Regions from separate parts of the Homo sapiens genome. Here region 2 is linked to region 1. A link is a loop called in an ENCODE intact Hi-C map of the cell type or tissue named here. Cell type or tissue: ascending aorta. All regions are shown on one strand. Links, peaks and the distances in the headings refer to the core of each region. The heading gives the core; the rest is flanking DNA. Region 1 holds the start of TEX26-AS2 (TEX26 antisense RNA 2). Region 2 has its middle 35 kb from the start of LINC00545.

Region 1 (8,700 bases), core at 285-8,284:
AACCTAAACCTGAGCCAGGCACAGTGGCTCAATCCTGTAATCCCAGCACTTCGGGAGACCGAGGCAGGTGGATCACCTGAGGTCAGGAGTTTGAGACCAGCCTCGCCAACATGGTAAAACCTTGTCTCTCTTAAAAATACAAATAGATTAGCTGAGCATGATGGCGGGTGCCTGTAATCCCAGCTACTTGGGAGGTTGACAGAGGAGAATCACTTGAACCTGGGAGGTGAAGGTTGCAGTGAGCCAAGATTGCACCACTGCACTCCAGCCTGGGTGACAGAGCAAGACTGTTTCAAAAAAACAGAAAAGAAAAAAAGAAAAAAGAAAAGAAAACCTTAACCTGAATGCTTATAGCAGCTTTATACGCAAATGCCAAAACCTGGAGACAACCCAGATGTTCTTCAACCAGTGAACAGATAAATAAACTGGTACATCCATACTCAGCCATAAAAAGCAACACGTTACTACAGATTACTCAACAACAAGAACAAGAACAACAACAAAATTCATTTTGATAAATCGAAGATACAGAAGGTTATATATTATATTATTCCATTTATATGACATTCTAGAAAAAGCAAAATGATAGGGATGAAAACCAAACCTGTCATTGCCAGTGGCTAGGGAGGTGGGGCTGTGTACAGGGGAACAGCCAGAGGAATTTTAGATGGAATTTTACTTTCCCATATAATGATTGGGGTGATAGATACAGTGCTCTATGCATTTGTCAAAATCTGTAACACTTTACACCAGAAAGAGTGACAATAAAAATTGTAAATACATTTAAAAAACATATTTTTTGCTTTTCCTGAAATCCTCTATGACTAACACATACTAACAGGGCAACAATTAGCCAGAGATAATGTAAGCAAACCCACATCCAGCAGCTCGCCAAACACAAGGGACAAAAATTGGTGGGAGGAAAAGCAGGTTTATTGGAGAGCCAGAAAACCGAGAAGATGCTGAACTATTGTCCTAAAGCACCACCTTAAGCCAATACAAATTGTAGGTACTTTTCATGTTAAGCGCAGGGGAAAGAGGAGGGAATTGAGATCAAGAGCTAACCAGTAACCACAGACAATTGGGTGCCAGCAAGGGTCTGGGGAGGTTGGGAATGCCTTTGTCCTTGGTCAGGCCTTAATGGTCCTATACATCTTTAACAAAACATAGTTGTTTAAATATGTGTCCTTTAATCCTAAAGTGTTTTTTAAACTACACGATTGTTGTTTTTGCCTATTAGTGCTCTAAAATTATCTTAGCCTATGAGCAGGAATGGGTAAAGGCCCCTTAAACAAAAATGGAGTAAAGTAGTTTTTTTGTTGTTGTTGCTACGATAACTCAGCAGCCCTTTTAAACATAGTGGGCACTCTTCATTTCACCAGTCACTCTCCCTATGGTCTCACTCCTGGCCCGCTTCCCTCATTTAGGTTACCTGCCAGGCCTCCTGTGATACTGTGACTTATAATAAGAAATACCTATTTTGGTCTTTGTCCAGTTTCCTGGCAGGCAACTCCTAGAATGTTTCAAAGTGATAAGTGATGCGTCTTTTTGTATGTGAATGAGATGTCTGAGATGACTGCCGGGGAAGGAGGGAGGCTTCAGGATAGACTCCACATGCAGGCTGGTTGCCAGGGGAACCAATCTTGATTAGAGAGTTGAGACTTTCAACTCCACCCCCCAATCAGGGAGAAGAACTGAAGTTTGAATTAATCACCAATGACAAATGATGTAATCAATTATGCACATGTAATGAAGTTTCCATAAAACTCAAAAGGACATGCTTTGGAGAGCTTTCAGGTTGCTGAACATTGGAGATGCCTGGAGGGTGATGTGCCTGAAGAAGGCCTGGCAGCAACTTGTACTTTCCCCCATACTGTGCCTTATGTAGTTCTTCATCTGGCTCGTCGTGTTCATCTTTTGTAATACCCTTTATAATAAACTGGCATATGTGAGTGAAGTGTTTCTCTGAGTTCTGTGAGCTGTTCTAGCAAATGATCAAACTCAAGAAGGCAGTCATGGGAACTTTCAATTTGTAGCCAAGTCAGGCAGAAGCTGTGAGTAACTTCGGGACTTACTACTTCCTGTTGGCATCTGCAATGGGGGGCAGTCTTGTGGGACTGACTGGAATCACCCAGTAGGTTCATTTTGTCTGCTGCCTAGATAGACCCAATTTATCAAGACAAGGAAACTGCAATAGAGAAAGAGTTTAATTCTTACAGAACCAGATGAACGGGAGACCATAGATTTATTTTTACACAGATTAGTCTATCCAAAAATTCGAAGACTAGGTTTTTTCAAGGATAGTTTGGCGGGTAGGGGGCCAGGGAGTGGGGAATGCTGATTGGTTGGGTCAAAGATGAAATCATAGGGAATTGACGCTGTCCCCTTGCGATGAGTCAGTTCCTGGGTGGGGGTCACAGGACCAAACAGTGAGTCTGGGTAGAGCCATCGGTCATCAGAAATCCAAAAACCTGAAAAGACATCCCAAATCTTAGGCTCTACAATAGTGATGTTATCTGCAGGAGTAACGGGGAAGTTGCATTTCTTGAGGCTAATTTGTTAGTCCTACAAAGGCAGTCAAGTCCCCAGGCAAGAAGGGGTTTGTTTTGAGAAAGGGCTGTTACCATCTTTGTTCCAAAGTTAAACTATAAACTAAGTTCCTCCCAAAGTTAGTTCAGACTATGCCCAGCAATGAACAAGGGCAGCTGGAAGGTTAGACACAAGATGGAGTTGGTTAGGTCAGATCCCTTTCACTGTTACAGATTTCTCACTGTTATAATTTTTGCAAAGATGGTTTTGTGAGTCCTCATCCTGCCAGATCTGCGCCAACTCCAGGTAGTGTCACAGTTGAATTGAACTGTGAGCTAGGAGGACACCTACCTGGTGCTGGAGAACTATTCGGTCAGGGAAAAAACTCCACTCATGTGGTCACAGTAGTGCTCTGCGTTGCGTGAGAGTAGTAGGAGAGTATAGAAAGAGAAAAATATCTTGCTTTCTTGCCTATGCACCCCTGTAGGCATTTCAGTTTGAAACTCTTGCTTTTGAAAATAGCCTAATCATAGTGGCTGTACATCCATAAAAACCTGGGCCTTTACCTTGATCCAGAAACCCTTTCCTGACCCTTCAGGCCGGGTTAGGCAAGCTCTTAGAAATCTCGTAGCATTCTGCACATGGCTCTTTTAGGATGTTACTGAGATTTCCTTCTGTATTTGTTAGAACCCTGTTGATTACGAGTGGCAGAAATCTAGCTCAATCCAGCTGTAGTCAAATCAAGAAATGAATTGTTCATGGGGCATGGATGGAGATGGTTTCAAGGGTAGACACTCCAATCTCATCAGGATTCTTCCGTTCCTCATACATCCTCTCTCAGGTCTCCATTCTCTGGGGCTGGTTGCTGTTGTGGGACCGGGAAGAAGACCACGGGCAACTCTGGAAACATCTTCTTACAGCCTCATAGCAACAGAGGAAAGAGTGCTCTGCCCAGTCCCCATGGAAGAAAATCCTGGGCCAAACCCCAACCATGGCCAGAGAGGAGAGGTACCACATTCAGATGGTACCTGGCCCGGGCAGGGCACAGAGAGCCTTCAGCTGACATCAGAATCACATGGCTGGATTGGGGTGGGAGAGTACCCCCCAAAGTGAGGCATGCTGCTCTGGGCTGGCAAAATTGTAAATTTCATTACATTTGCCAATTTGTATTTTTTGCTAGACTCTTAGACCTTTAGGAATAGAATAGATTACTGTGTCTTTCATTTCTGTATCTAGTACAGCAGGGTGTCTGGTATGAAAGACTTTAAAAATATTTAAAAATAAATGTTAAATGAAGGATAAAGTTTAAATTGTCATAGTCATATGCCTTGAATTTTCTGGAATAGTCCCAATTTCATGATATGTCTATGATATCTTTTTTATTAAGATAATTCTTTAAATGAATAATTTCCTTATTTTATAAAACTTTTTATAAAATTACATTCAAAAATTTATTCAGTACTTGGCCATACCCTCCGCTTGTGGTTTTCATTCAGCAAGGCTGGCCAATTGTGTTGGTTATATTTTATTTGGCTTCCAAATTCCCTTTAATCGCCTTTTCTGGCCTGGCTGGTGCCACAGGAGGTTAACTCTTTGGACTGCATCTCCATCAATACCTTGCTGGTAAGCATCCATTGGGCTTGTCAGTGAGAGCCATTGCCAGGAGATCAGATTATATGAGAGGGAAGGAGAAGCAAGGCTGGAGGAATTTTTCCCTTCTTGTTCCCTGTGTCATGTCCCCCAAAATGGCTCTGTCCCTTCCAGGGGACAGCAGCTCCCTGACAGCCCAGGCTCTCACAGGGAGAGGTGGTAACAGCTTTCTTCTCTCTCAAGTCTCTGGGAGCCTTACCCCACGTTTATGTCCTCAGTAAGTAGTCCCTTTACTTAAGCCCCATCATCTGAAACAAATGGGGTGGATTCTGCTTCCTGCTTAGACCTTGACTAAACTACCAACTTAACCTTCTCAGGTGCAATTTACCAATTAGATCCCCCCTCTAGTTTAGTGGTTCTCACTCTTTGCTGTGCACAGGGATCACCTTAGCACCTGTGATCCGTCCCCAGAAGTTCTGATGTAATTGGACTGGAAAGTAGCCTCGGGATCAGGATTTTAAAAATCTCTCCAGGACATTTGATTGGGTAGCCAAGGCTGATAAGCCCTGCTCCAGACTCATATACCTCCTGTACAGAAAGGAGAATTCTAACACGTAGTGAAAACAACTTCCTATAACCTGCGTTTTATTTCTTACTTTCTTACAAATTATTGCAGCCTTCATTCTAAAGGGATGTTGTTTTCTACTTATTCACAAAAGCTTTTTAAAACAAAGTGGAACAATTTTAAACACATTTACATAACTGTTTCTTCAAGAGGTTCAAAACAAAGAACAGATATTTCTAGAAAGCATAGAAATCCACTATATACACTTTTATTTTGAATAAGGTGTGTGCAAGGGTGATGGCAGTGGCTGCTGCCATCATGCCAGCTGCAGCAGGGAAGCGCAGCTGGGGCTGTACACTCCCTGGAGCCAGGGGGAACCCTGCCCATTCTGAGTTGGGACAGGACCTCCCCATGTGGCTACAGCCACCCAAACCACAGCTGCAGACCCAGGCCTCCTGCTCTAGGGAGCAGGAAGGAGCGCCCCCTACTGGGTGAGGCTACAGCAGCCCAAAATGCAGCTGTGGATCGGAGCCTTCCTGTGCTCTTGGGAGAAACGGGAACAGGCAGGATCTGCCTTCCGAGGTGCAGTTGCAGCTGCCTCATTCGCGGCTGCAGACCTGGGCCTCCTGCTCCAGGAAGCAGGCAGAAGCTGGGGACAAGTGGGAGTCCTGCCTCTTCTGAGTTGGTGGGGCGGGAGCTCCTGGGTGCAGCTGCACTGCCCTCCCAGGCACAGGACCTGGGCATCTCTGTAGCCTACACCCTCGAGTGCCCCAGGAAGGACCCCTGTCCCTGCAGGCTTAGGGGTGTCTGCTCCCAGTGCCTGGCCTCTCCTCCCAAGGCCCGCTCCAATCTCCCAGCGGGGTTGGGGGCCAAGTCCCAGCGGGAGGCTGACAGAATCCTGGGTAGAAGGAAGAGGGTCCCCAGTAAGGGCCCACCCTCAGGCCAGGGAGAGCCTGAAGACTAGGGGCTGGGCTGCCAGTCCCGTGAACTGGAGTAGGGACTCATGGGCCTGGAAGAGTCCAGGCCCACCCATGGCCGCCCATGGACCAACTGGCATACATTTCCTTCCTTCTGAGGTCCATAAAAGCCCTGGGCTCAACCAGAGCAGGGCAGAAGATGGCCAGAAGACAAAGAGAGCAGAGAGATGATGGGACTGGATGACCAGCTGCAGAGAAGAGTACCCTGTCCACTGAGAGCCTCAGAGATGACCTGCCAGCAGAAGGGAGCTACCCACTCCTCTGAGTTGCTCTAACACTAAATAAAACTCTTCTTCACTCTTCACTTGTGTACCTCACTCTTCCTGGATGCAGGACAAGAATTTGGGCAAAGGTGCTGTGGCCACAGGGGTTCCCGGCAAGAAAAAAATCAACACCCCAGAAATCGCCTACCAAGGGTAAGTTTTTCAGGAAAGAAAAAAGAGAATTAAAGAGCCATCGGGGGATATCACAAGAAAAAAAAAATGGCAGGATTAGTAACTGTTGAAAAACTACTATCTTACAAATATAATAATAGAGATTCTAGTGCCATGTAATTAACTCATGCCAGGTCCATGACTGATCTGGGTTTGCCGATCTTCTCTGAGAATGAACCAGGTTAAAGCACTCACAGCTTCTAGCACATTAAAATAAGCAGTGGCTACTGGCCTCATGAGAATCTTTAAAGTGTTCAATGTTTAAAACACCCTTGCCATTTTTAAGATACAAGAGAACCTCAACCACACTCTTACTTTAAAATGCAATTGCTTTTTTTTTTTTTTTTTTTTTTTTTTTGAGACGGAGTCTCGCTCTGTCGCCCAGGCCGGACTGCGGACTGCAGTGGCGCAATCTCGGCTCACTGCAAGCTCCGCTTCCCGGGTGCAATTGCTTTTTAAACACACATTTGTTGACGGTGGTAGAATTTAATATTTTTGAGAAAGAACTGATTCTACAAAGCTTTTTCTCATTTTGAGGGTCCCAGGAATGTTGCATCTAAATAAATGCTGTGCCTGTACCAGTCAGCTATTGCTACATTGGCCTCTGGCATGCAGCAAAGAGCATTTATTTCTCATTCACAGTTTGTGAGTCATTGGGGCAGGTCAGCTGGGGTGACTCATTTTTCTCCTGGGACCAGTGAGCAGCCCAGGTTTATTTCTTCTAACAACCCATTAGCCAAAGAAAGCCACATGGCTGTGCTCACATACAAGGTCAGGGGAAATACATTCCATCTTTAGTGGGAGGCACTGCAAGGTTACATGGCCAGGGGTGTGGATACAGAGAGAGATGAAGAATTGGGGCCAATAATTCACTTTACCACCGTCCCTAAAGCAAAAGTCTGTCGAAGATGACATCTCAATACTGTATTTACAAGTAGAACATCTTGCTCTAGAGTGATGTCACTGACAAGTTCTAGAACCCTGTAGGTAAGAGGACTTTTTGTGTCCAGACAGATGGCAATACTCATCCGTATGTTGTCTGCCCCAGGGCAAGGTAGGTGATGCTGGCTTTTCTTAGCTACCCTACCTCCAGAATACCAAAATGATCTCCAAAGAAGTAATCAGGGTTTGAGGGGAGGAGGAGAGCATTGAACAGGTGGTGCATAGAGAATTTTTGGGGCAGTGAAACTATCCTGTGTGATACTGTAATTGTGGATACATGGCACTATGCTTTTGTCATAACCCATAGAACTTTATAGCACAAAGAGTGAACCTCAATGTATGTGAATTTTTAAAAAATCATTTGGGAGGTCAGGGATACCATTTGGGATGCCCAAGGTGTAGAGATACATTAAAAACTTAAGATGCATGCACAGACACGTCTGCAGTCGTGAAAAACTCAAGTCCTACACAAAACTTTGCTACCAAAATTTGAAGAAGAAGAAGACGAATAGTATAAAAACAACATTCATGGGTGATCCACAACTTGAATCAATAGAAATTTATTGACTGTTGTGAAATAAAGTTACATAGAATACAAGAGTCTATGCTAACAGAAATACAATGGCACTCACACCATGATCCGACTCTTGCTTCCTTGATCTCTTTTTGCGTGACTTTTCCCTGTCCCCGGCCAACTCACTATGTATGTGTCAACCACTCCACCTTCTTCCAGTTCCTAGAACACCAAAATCATTCCTATCTTGAGGCCCTTGCCTTGCTGTTCTCTAAGCCTGGAAAGGTCTTGTCCCATCTCTCCATGTGGCTGGCTCCTTCTCCTCTTGAAGTTTCATTTCAAATAGGAGCCTCTTGGTGCCTCCCTCTAGAATCGAAGCTCCATTACTGTCTTTCACTAGTGCATTATCCCCATCCCCTAAAGCCCTGCTTGGCACGTAGGAGGTGCTCAATAAATATTTGTGGACCAAAGGGGCTACTCATTTATTAATATTTGGCTCAAGGCCCTGATGGAGTATGGACCTCTGCTTTGGAATGGATGCTGTGAGGACAGTCAGGAAGTCCCACACTGCACACACTAAACCAAGAGAGAGTCCACGTAAAGCTCCTGGGTGGCCACTGCAACAGTCTTAAGCACTCTAAGAAAGGCATAAAAGCAGATTAATGCTCAAGTATTGACCCACATCTGCAAAGGACGTTGGGGCAGGGAGACGCTTAGCTGATAAATAGAAAACTACCCCTGTCTAAAGCAGGGATGGTTGGGATATGACTGCCTTGATGCAAAACAGGAGCAGGAAATAGGACAGGCCCAAACAAGGGCTCAAAAAAGAAAGAAAGAAAGAAAGAAAGCCAAAGCGGCAATAACAACAACAAACTCTTGCTGCTGGTGGGAAACCTACAGGGCAAGCTCCTTCTCCACATGAGCCCTGCTGGCAGTTGTTTGTATGTGTGTGTGTGTGTGTGTGCATGCACACGCGTAAGAGCACATGCAGGGGATGTAGTGAAAAGCACAGTGTGAAATGAGGAAATAAAGGATATCTTCTCAGTCAGTAGCCATGGGAAGAACCGGGAAGTACAAGGTCCTGAGAGCACAGAGATGATGGAATTTTTATATATTGGGAGAGGAACCCAAATCTAGTAATGACAATGT
Region 2 (8,700 bases), core at 248-8,247, 130 kb after region 1:
AGCCTATTTGCTCCTTTTCTCCCACCCTGTGAGGACACATAGAGGCACCAACCACGAGGAACCCTCCTCATTATACATGAATCTTCCAGTGCCTTGATCTTGGACTTCTCGGCCTCCAGAACTGTGGACAACAATTTCTGCTATTTGTAAGTTACCCAGCCCAAGATATTTTGTTATAGTAGCCTGAATGGAACAAGACAGGGTTTTTTGTTGTTTTTTTGGTTTTCATTTTTCATTTTTGTTTTGTTTTGAGGGGACTTGGTCCAGTGCTATCTGGACAGCAGGAATAAAATAATAATAATAATAATTTGATTGACATGTATTTATTGAATGTCTTTTATATACCAGGCACTCTTCTTGTAGCTGAGGATCTACAGCACTGAACAAAGAGACAAGGCTGTGTGACCTCATCAAGCTTGCTTTCTGAGAGCCTCTGCACAGCAAAAGAAACTATTGACAGAGCAAACAGACAAACTGCAGAATGGGAGAAAATATTTCTAAACTATGCATCCAGCAAAGGATTAGTACCCAGAAACTATAAGAAACTTAAACAAACCAATAAGCTAACTTGGTTATAAAGTGGGCAAAGTACATGAAAAGACAATTCTCAAAAGAAGACATACATGCAACCAACAAACACATGAAAAAATGCTCAACATCACTAATCATCAGAGAGATGATTAGACACAAAACCACAATGAGATACCACCTCGCACCAGTCAGAATGGCTATTGCTAAAAAGTAAAAAAATAACAGATGTTGGTGAGGTTGTTAAGGGAATAACTCATACACTGTTGGTGGGAATGTAACTTATTTCAGCCCCTGTGGAAAGCAGTTTGGACATTCCTCAAAGAATTAAAAATAGAACTATCATTCAACCTGGCAATCCCATGACTGGGTATATACCCAAAAGAAAATACATCCTTCTCCCAAAAAGACATTTGCACTCATATGTTCATCCTACTACTGTTCACAATAGCAAAAACATGGAATCAACTCAGGTGCCCATCACTGGTAGACTGGATAAAGAAAATGTGGTACATATACACCATGGAATACTACACAGCCATAAAAAAGGATGAAACCATGTCCTTTGCAGCGACATGGCATGGATGCAGCTGGAGACCATTATCCTAAGCAAATTAGTGCAGAAACAGGAAACCAAATACCACATGTTTTCACTTATAAGTGGGAGCTAAACATTGAGTACACAGGACACAAAGATGGGAACAATAAACATGGGGGATCCCAAAAGGTGGGAAAGAGTGGGTCAAGGGTTGAAAAGCTACCTATCGGGTACTATGTTCACTACTTGGGTGACAGGATCATTAGAAGCCCAAACCTCAGCATCATGCAATACACCCGTGTAAGAAACCTGTACAGGTACCCCCTGAATCTAACACTTAAAAAAATTAAAGACAAATATATAAAAATAAATTCACCTTTTGAAAAAAGGCTTACTTTCTAGCTGGGAAAGATTGACAAAAACCAAAATAAGTATGATATGTATGATGTTAGAAAGTTGTAGTCTATGAACAAAAGCAAAGAGAATGGAAACCAATAGTGTTGCTGGGGGTGGGTTATGCAATTTTAAGAACAGATGTCAGGCAACCTTTTGCCGAGAGGGTGACATTGGAGTCAATACCTAAAGGAAGTGAGGGAGTGAGCTAATCACGTGTCTGGAGATAGAATTTCCCAGACAGAGAGAAACAGGACGTTCAAAGGCCCTCAGGTAGAACCTACTTGGTGCGTTGAGGCACAACAAGGAGGCCAATGAAGGTGGGCAGGTTTAGCAAGGGGATAACAGAGGAGATAAGGTGGAGGTGGAGTGCAGATAATGTGGCATCTGGCTATTCAATACTAGGGTCTTGGACCAGCAGCAGCAGCTGAGTGCTTGATAGAAATGCAGAATCTTGGGTTCTACCCCAGACCCACTGAGTCAGAGCTGCACTTTCACAACATCTTCAGTAGCTCATGTGCACATTACAGTTTGTAAAGTGCTGCTGTCGGGCTTGAGCATCCCATTGTTGGGCCTCAGCTATTAACTTTGTGCAATAATATTGGATATCTTCAGAGGGTTCCAAACATTGGAAGAGTGTAATCTGACTTATATTTTAACAGGATCGCCCTGGCCAAAGGGGACAAGAGTGGAAACCCAGAGCCAGTTGGAAGTTTCAGTTCCCTGGTAAGAGGCGATGAGGACTGAGGTTAAGAGGTGGTGGTGAGAAGTGACCAGGTTTGGATACATGGAAGGTAGAGCTGACAGGACTTGCTGATGGACTGGATGTGGGATGTGAGAAAAAGGGAAGATTTGAGGATGACTCCTAGGTTTCAGGCCTAGCTACATTAATTAAGCATTTACTATGTGCCAGACACACTACCTTTTCCTCCATCGCCTCATTTAATCCTTACAATGACCCTCTGAGAATCACTATTATTAATCCCAGAAAGGCTAAGTCACAGAGCTAGTCCATGAAGAAGCCAATTTATGAACCCAGGTGTGCTGCTTCCAAAATCCAAGCTACCCCACTGCTCGAGGCTCACTTCCCTTCCAGCACCCTTAGCTAGACACACTCTGAAATGAAGAGTGAGCAGTAGAGCTGACCATGGCTCCACAGTATACCACCTGTGTGACCCCAGGTAAGCTACTCAACCTCTGGGAGCCTCAGTTCCTCATTTGTAAACTGGGTCTATTAATGCTCCATAGGATTTTTGCAGGATGAGGCAAGATACTGAATGCGAAGCAGTAGGCTGAGGCTGTTGTCTGTTTCCAAACTGCCCTAGGGCTTTTTGCCCACTGCATTATATATATATTTTTTTCTTTCTTTCTTTTAATATCTAACACACATACATGTGTGCACAAAGAACTCAAACCAGATCATGGTCTGATATATCAAAAGAGAAAGGACAAAATGACAGAAATGAAGCCACAGAAATGGGACAAGTGACTAAGAAGCAGAGAAGGCAACCCTGAGCAAAAGAGCAAGGAGGAAACGAAGGATGGGGATGCAGCCAGTGGGAAGGTGAGGAGAAGGACCACAGAACCCATGGAGAAGACTGCATCGAGAGCAGATACCTACCAGTGAAACGTTAGCATTTCCAGCCTTAACAAGGCCTTTCTCATTTTGTATGGCTTTTTCTTCCTGTCCTAAAAGTCCTCGTAGAACAGGAATACTTCTTCTCTATGCATTTTGCAACTCTGACCTCCTAGTTATTACGTAGAGAAGGGCTATAATGCGGTTTGACAGGGCTTTTGTTTTGATTTTTTTCGTTGTTTTTTTTTTCCTCCCAGCAGAGATTTAAAATGACGACATCTACCCAAATACTCAGTCTCCTACTTGTCTCCATCAAGACCCATTTGCTGGCAGCTTTGAGACTGAAACTCTCAAGGGAGAGGGTGAATCATCCCTTCACACGGGGCTTGTCTTCCTCTCACAATCATGAATTCCCACAGAGATGCCGGGAACTTGTGGCTAAGGGCAGACGCTGAGGCTAAAATTGAACATGGGTGCAATGGAGCTGTGCTTAAAAGAGACATAAGGAAATAAGGAGTCGTACGTGTCCTGCTCTGTGGTTAACAAGTTGACTACACTCTCTGCTGATGGAGGGATGGCGACTTCAGGCAGGAAGGGTGAGGGAAGGACTCGGCTCTGGGCTGCCCCACTGTCCACCCATCAACATTGCTGTCTGGATGAATGGGGGATAGATCCCCTGGGGTGGAGGCTGGCTGCTGGGAATTATCCACTTTGGCTTCAAAATGAATTCACTGGGAAGATAGCCATTAGTGCAAAGTATGCTTTTCTCTCAGGAAAATCACCCTACAGATCATCATCATTTTAAGTTTTTCCTTTCCAGTGACCCCTTCTAGGAGTTTTCATTCTTCAAACAAATCATCAATTTGCTGGGAACATAATCATAACAAAAGCTAAAAGTTTCTCTTTTTTTTTTTTTTTGGTTCTTTCCTTCGAACCAGCAATCATCTTATGTGAATGCCCCACTGCCTAAGATCCAAATGAAGTAGAAGCTTGTCTCCTTTTAAAACGGCCGTTAGTGTTCATGGCCAGGTGTCTCTCTCACCTAAGCACAAGTTCTCCCTGTTCCATGGACTGGCAGCTGCTTTATAATATATACTAGTTATATTTTAATGCAATAGCTGGATTCTTATGTCAAGACCTGTGGAAGGTTTAAGGTTTTACCCCAGCTGTGAGCTAACAAGTGTCATGGATTCTGACAGAAGACATGACACTCCTGGATCAGAGACGAAAGATGTTATTATTCACAGCACACTCACTTACTTCAGAGAGTGCTAGCATCTTTGCAGCAGGCGTCCTGCCCCGAGTCCCATGGCGCAACAGGCCCAGATGAGGGCTACACACTCAGTGGGATGCACCTCAGCAGAGGAATCCAGGGTCAAGGGCCCAGCACTTTTTGAGTGCGCAGCAAACATTGCGGCAAGCAGCAGACCAGCCCTTCCCCGTCCTCCTGCAGAGTGAGCAGCTACTTAGTAGTCATGCTGTGAGCACCTGACCTACTTAGGTATCTGTGTGACTAGTTTGGAAACTGCTCAGTATCAGGAGATAGGTAAGCCCTGCAATCTGGCAGCAAGAGTGCACAGCTGAGACCAACATCTTCATCCATCCAGGTGGTCCTTTCCCTAGTCATTCAACTGCATGAGAACTTTTTTTGGTAATGTCTGTGTTACTTTGTAGACAACTAAAAATCCGGCCTGATAACCATATGTCCCAGGCAACCCATGCCTCTAATGAAAATACAATGTTTCTCAGAAGGGGAAATTAGAATTAAATATAAACTATAAACCTTCAGCTTTTTCTTCCTTCTCCCATGTTTGGTCTAAACTAAGTTCATTTAGAGTCATTGAGGCCAAGAAAGGTATTTGGTAGTGGTGTCAGGAGGTGGGAAAGAATGGATACATCCTATTGTTACATGTATCACTAAGAGCAGATGACTAACAAATGTGTTATGTGGTAAGTGTGTTGGAATAACTTTCAACATCATTTACAAATGCTTTTAAAAATGTCATTAAGGCCGGGCATAGTAGCTCATGCCTATAATCACAGCACTTTGGGAGGCTGAGGCAGGAGGGTCACTTGAGGCCAGGAGTTGAGACTAGCTGAGGCAACAAAATGAGACCCCGTCTTTACAAAAAATAAAATTTGCTGGGCGTAGTGGCGCATGCCTGTATTCCCAGCTACTCAGGAGGCTGAGGCAGAGGAATCGTTGGAGCCCAGGAGTTTGAGGTTGCAGTGAGCTATGATCACACCACTGCACTCCACCCTGGGCAACAGAGTGAGACCCTGTCTCCAAAACAAACAAAAAAAGTCATTAAACCTCTCAACATTGTTGGGGGCTTAGGCGCACAGTGTGGGCCTCTGTTACACAGTGTGGCAGGACATTATATCCTTTATTTTCTGATGCTTTGACCTCTAGAGTCATGCTGGTCAAATTCAGTTCCGCCAACTCCTGAAGATAGTAAACAACTCACGCAGGAGGATGCTTTTAAAATGTAAACAAACCAATCCAGAGTTCATACCCAAACCACTTCCTCTATTTGGCTTTCCTGCTCTGAGCCACTATCCACCTCCCCTAATGACCCTAGGGCCAGGGATCAGACGGCTAGGGACAGTCCCTACGCCCCAGAGCCCACTGAAAGGGTTCAAACTAGCCAATCCCAGCCCTGTCCACCCTGCCTCCCTCTTCCTCTGCCCCCAACCCAGTGCTTCCCCACGTGGCACCCCATGCAGGGTGTGCCTTCTTCTCTTAGGAACTGTGAGTAACAAACTATCTCTTCTTCTTCTTCTTCTTTTTTAATTTGTTTAGAGGCAGGATCTTGCCCTGTTGCCCAGGCTGGAGTGCAGTGTCACAACCATAGCTCACTGCATTCTTGAACTCCTGGGTAACAGTGATCCTCCCGCCTCAAGCCTCCTGAGTAGCTGGAACTACAGGCGCACACCATCGTGCCTGGCTACTTTTTTTCATTTTAAATTTTTTGTACAGACAGTGTCTCCCTATGTTGCCCAGGCTGGTCTCAAACTCCTGGCCTCAGCAATCCTCCTGCCTCGGCCTCCCAAAGTGCTGGAATTATAGGCGTAAGCCACTGTGTGCAGCCACAACTATCTTCTCAATGGCAATCATCTTCTGATCTGTTGGCTTTATTGTGGCTCCAATTTCCTGTTAATATGCTATATTTTAAAATAAGCAGTACCATTTGTACTTGGAGAAAGGACTGTGGGTGAGTGGGAAGACAGCCCAGGGTGTCCCATTAGAGTCTCCTTCTCTGTAAGTGCAACAGTGAAGCATTTGTTCATCTAATGTTAATACCCCTGAGAGTCAGGCATCTCACTCAGCTGCCCCCCTGACATTCCCACTGGGGTGCTTCACAGGGATCTCTCGCTGCACTGTACAAAACTGAACCCTAGACCTCTCACCCTCAACACACATACACACACACCACATGCACACACACACACACCACATACACACACACCACATACATACACACACCACATACACACCACATGCACACACACCACAGACACACACACACACCACATACACACCACATGCGCACACACACCACATGCACACACACACCACATGCGCACACACACCACATGCACACACACACCACATGAACACACCACATACACACACACCAGATACACACACACCAGATACACACCACATACACACACACCATATACACACACCACATACACACTACATACATGCACACCACATACACACACACCACATACACGCACCACATACACACACACCACATACACACACACAACATACACATCACATACACATACCCCACATACACACACACACCACATACACACCACATACACGCACACCACATACACACACCACATACACACCACAGACACGCACACCACACACACACACAACATACAAACACACCACATACACACCACAAACACACGCAGCACATACACACCACATACACGCACACCACATACACACACACCACAGACACACACACATCACATACACAAACCACACACACACCAGACACACACACACCACATACACACACCACACGCACACACACACACCATGTACACACCACAGACACACACCACACCCACACCCACACCACACCCACACACACCCACACACACACCACACCCACACACACCACACCCACACACCACACCCACACCCACACACCACACCCACACCCACACCACACCCACACACCACACCCACACACACCACACCCACACCACACCCACACCCACACCCACACCCACACACCCACACCCACACCCACACACCACACCCACACCCACACCACACCCACACCCACACACCCACACCACACCCACACCCACACACCCACACACACACCACAGACACACACCACAGACACACACATCACAGACACACACACCACAGACACACCACATACACACCACAAAAACACACCACAGACACACACACACACCACATACACACACACCACAGACACACACACCACATACACACCTACACACACCACATACATACCACAGACACACACACCACATACACACACCACAGACACTACACCACAGACACACACACACTCCACATACACAACACACACGCACACAACATACACACCACATATAAGCACACCACATAGACACACACCATATGCACACACACCACAGAGCCACGCACCACATACACACACACGACATACACACACCCCTGACACACACCACATACACACCACATACAAACACACACCACATACACACCACATACACGCACACCACATACACACACACCACATACACACACACCACACACACACAACATACACACACCACATACACACACACCACATACACCACATACAAACACACACCACATACACACCACATACACACACACCACAGACACACACACCACAGACACACCACATGCACACCACAGACACACACACCACATATACACACACCACACACACACACCACATACACGCACACCACATGCACACAACACATACATACACACCACATACACACACACTACATACACACACCACATACGCACACCACGTACACACACAACACATACAAAACACATACACACACACCACGTACACACCACATACATGCACACCACATAGACGCACACCACATACACATGCACCACAGACACACACACACCACATGCAAACACACACCACATACACACACACCACAGACACACCACAGACACACACACCATACACACCACATGCACACCAGAAACACACACACCACAGACACACACACCACATACACACATACCACATACACACACCACAGACACACACACCAGACACACACACACACCACATACACACTACATACACACCACATACACACAACATACACCACACACACACCACATACACAACACATACACACCACATATACACACACATCACATACACACACACACCACATACACACACACCACATACATACACACACACACCACATACACATCACATACACACAACATACACCACATACACAGACACACCACATACACGAACACACCACACACACCACATACACACACACCCCAGACACACACACCACTTACACACACACCACATACACACCACAGACACATACACCACATACACAACACACACACACACACCACATACAT

The links. A loop is a pair of places that touch in the nucleus more often than their neighbours do. Peaks named below come from ENCODE experiments on the same cell type or tissue, not always from the same donor. Only the 100,000 strongest peaks of a DNase experiment are listed, where the experiment ranks them.
Region 2: a loop joins it to region 1, with 2.0 times the contacts of the local background. A loop is called at or near these places in 2 of 110 quality-filtered maps.

What each region holds. Positions count from the first base shown.
Region 1 is chr13:30,976,009-30,984,708 of GRCh38, reverse strand. It overlaps TEX26-AS2 (TEX26 antisense RNA 2), which reads left to right and starts at 7,069. Exons shown (of 3, transcript XR_941820.3): 1 at 7,069-7,149. RefSeq lists an enhancer at 793-1,368. In ascending aorta, for the core only: CTCF peaks have their summits at 5,182 (motif pointing left) and 6,680; a DNase peak (open chromatin) is centred at 6,778; H3K27ac peaks cover 452 bases.
Region 2 is chr13:30,842,772-30,851,471 of GRCh38, reverse strand. No RefSeq gene overlaps it. Among named protein-coding and RNA genes, the nearest start is that of LINC00545, 35 kb to the left of the region's middle. RefSeq lists enhancers at 3,320-3,409, 3,520-3,579. In ascending aorta, for the core only: no CTCF peak of the experiment used is centred there; a DNase peak (open chromatin) is centred at 3,421; H3K27ac peaks cover 2,466 bases.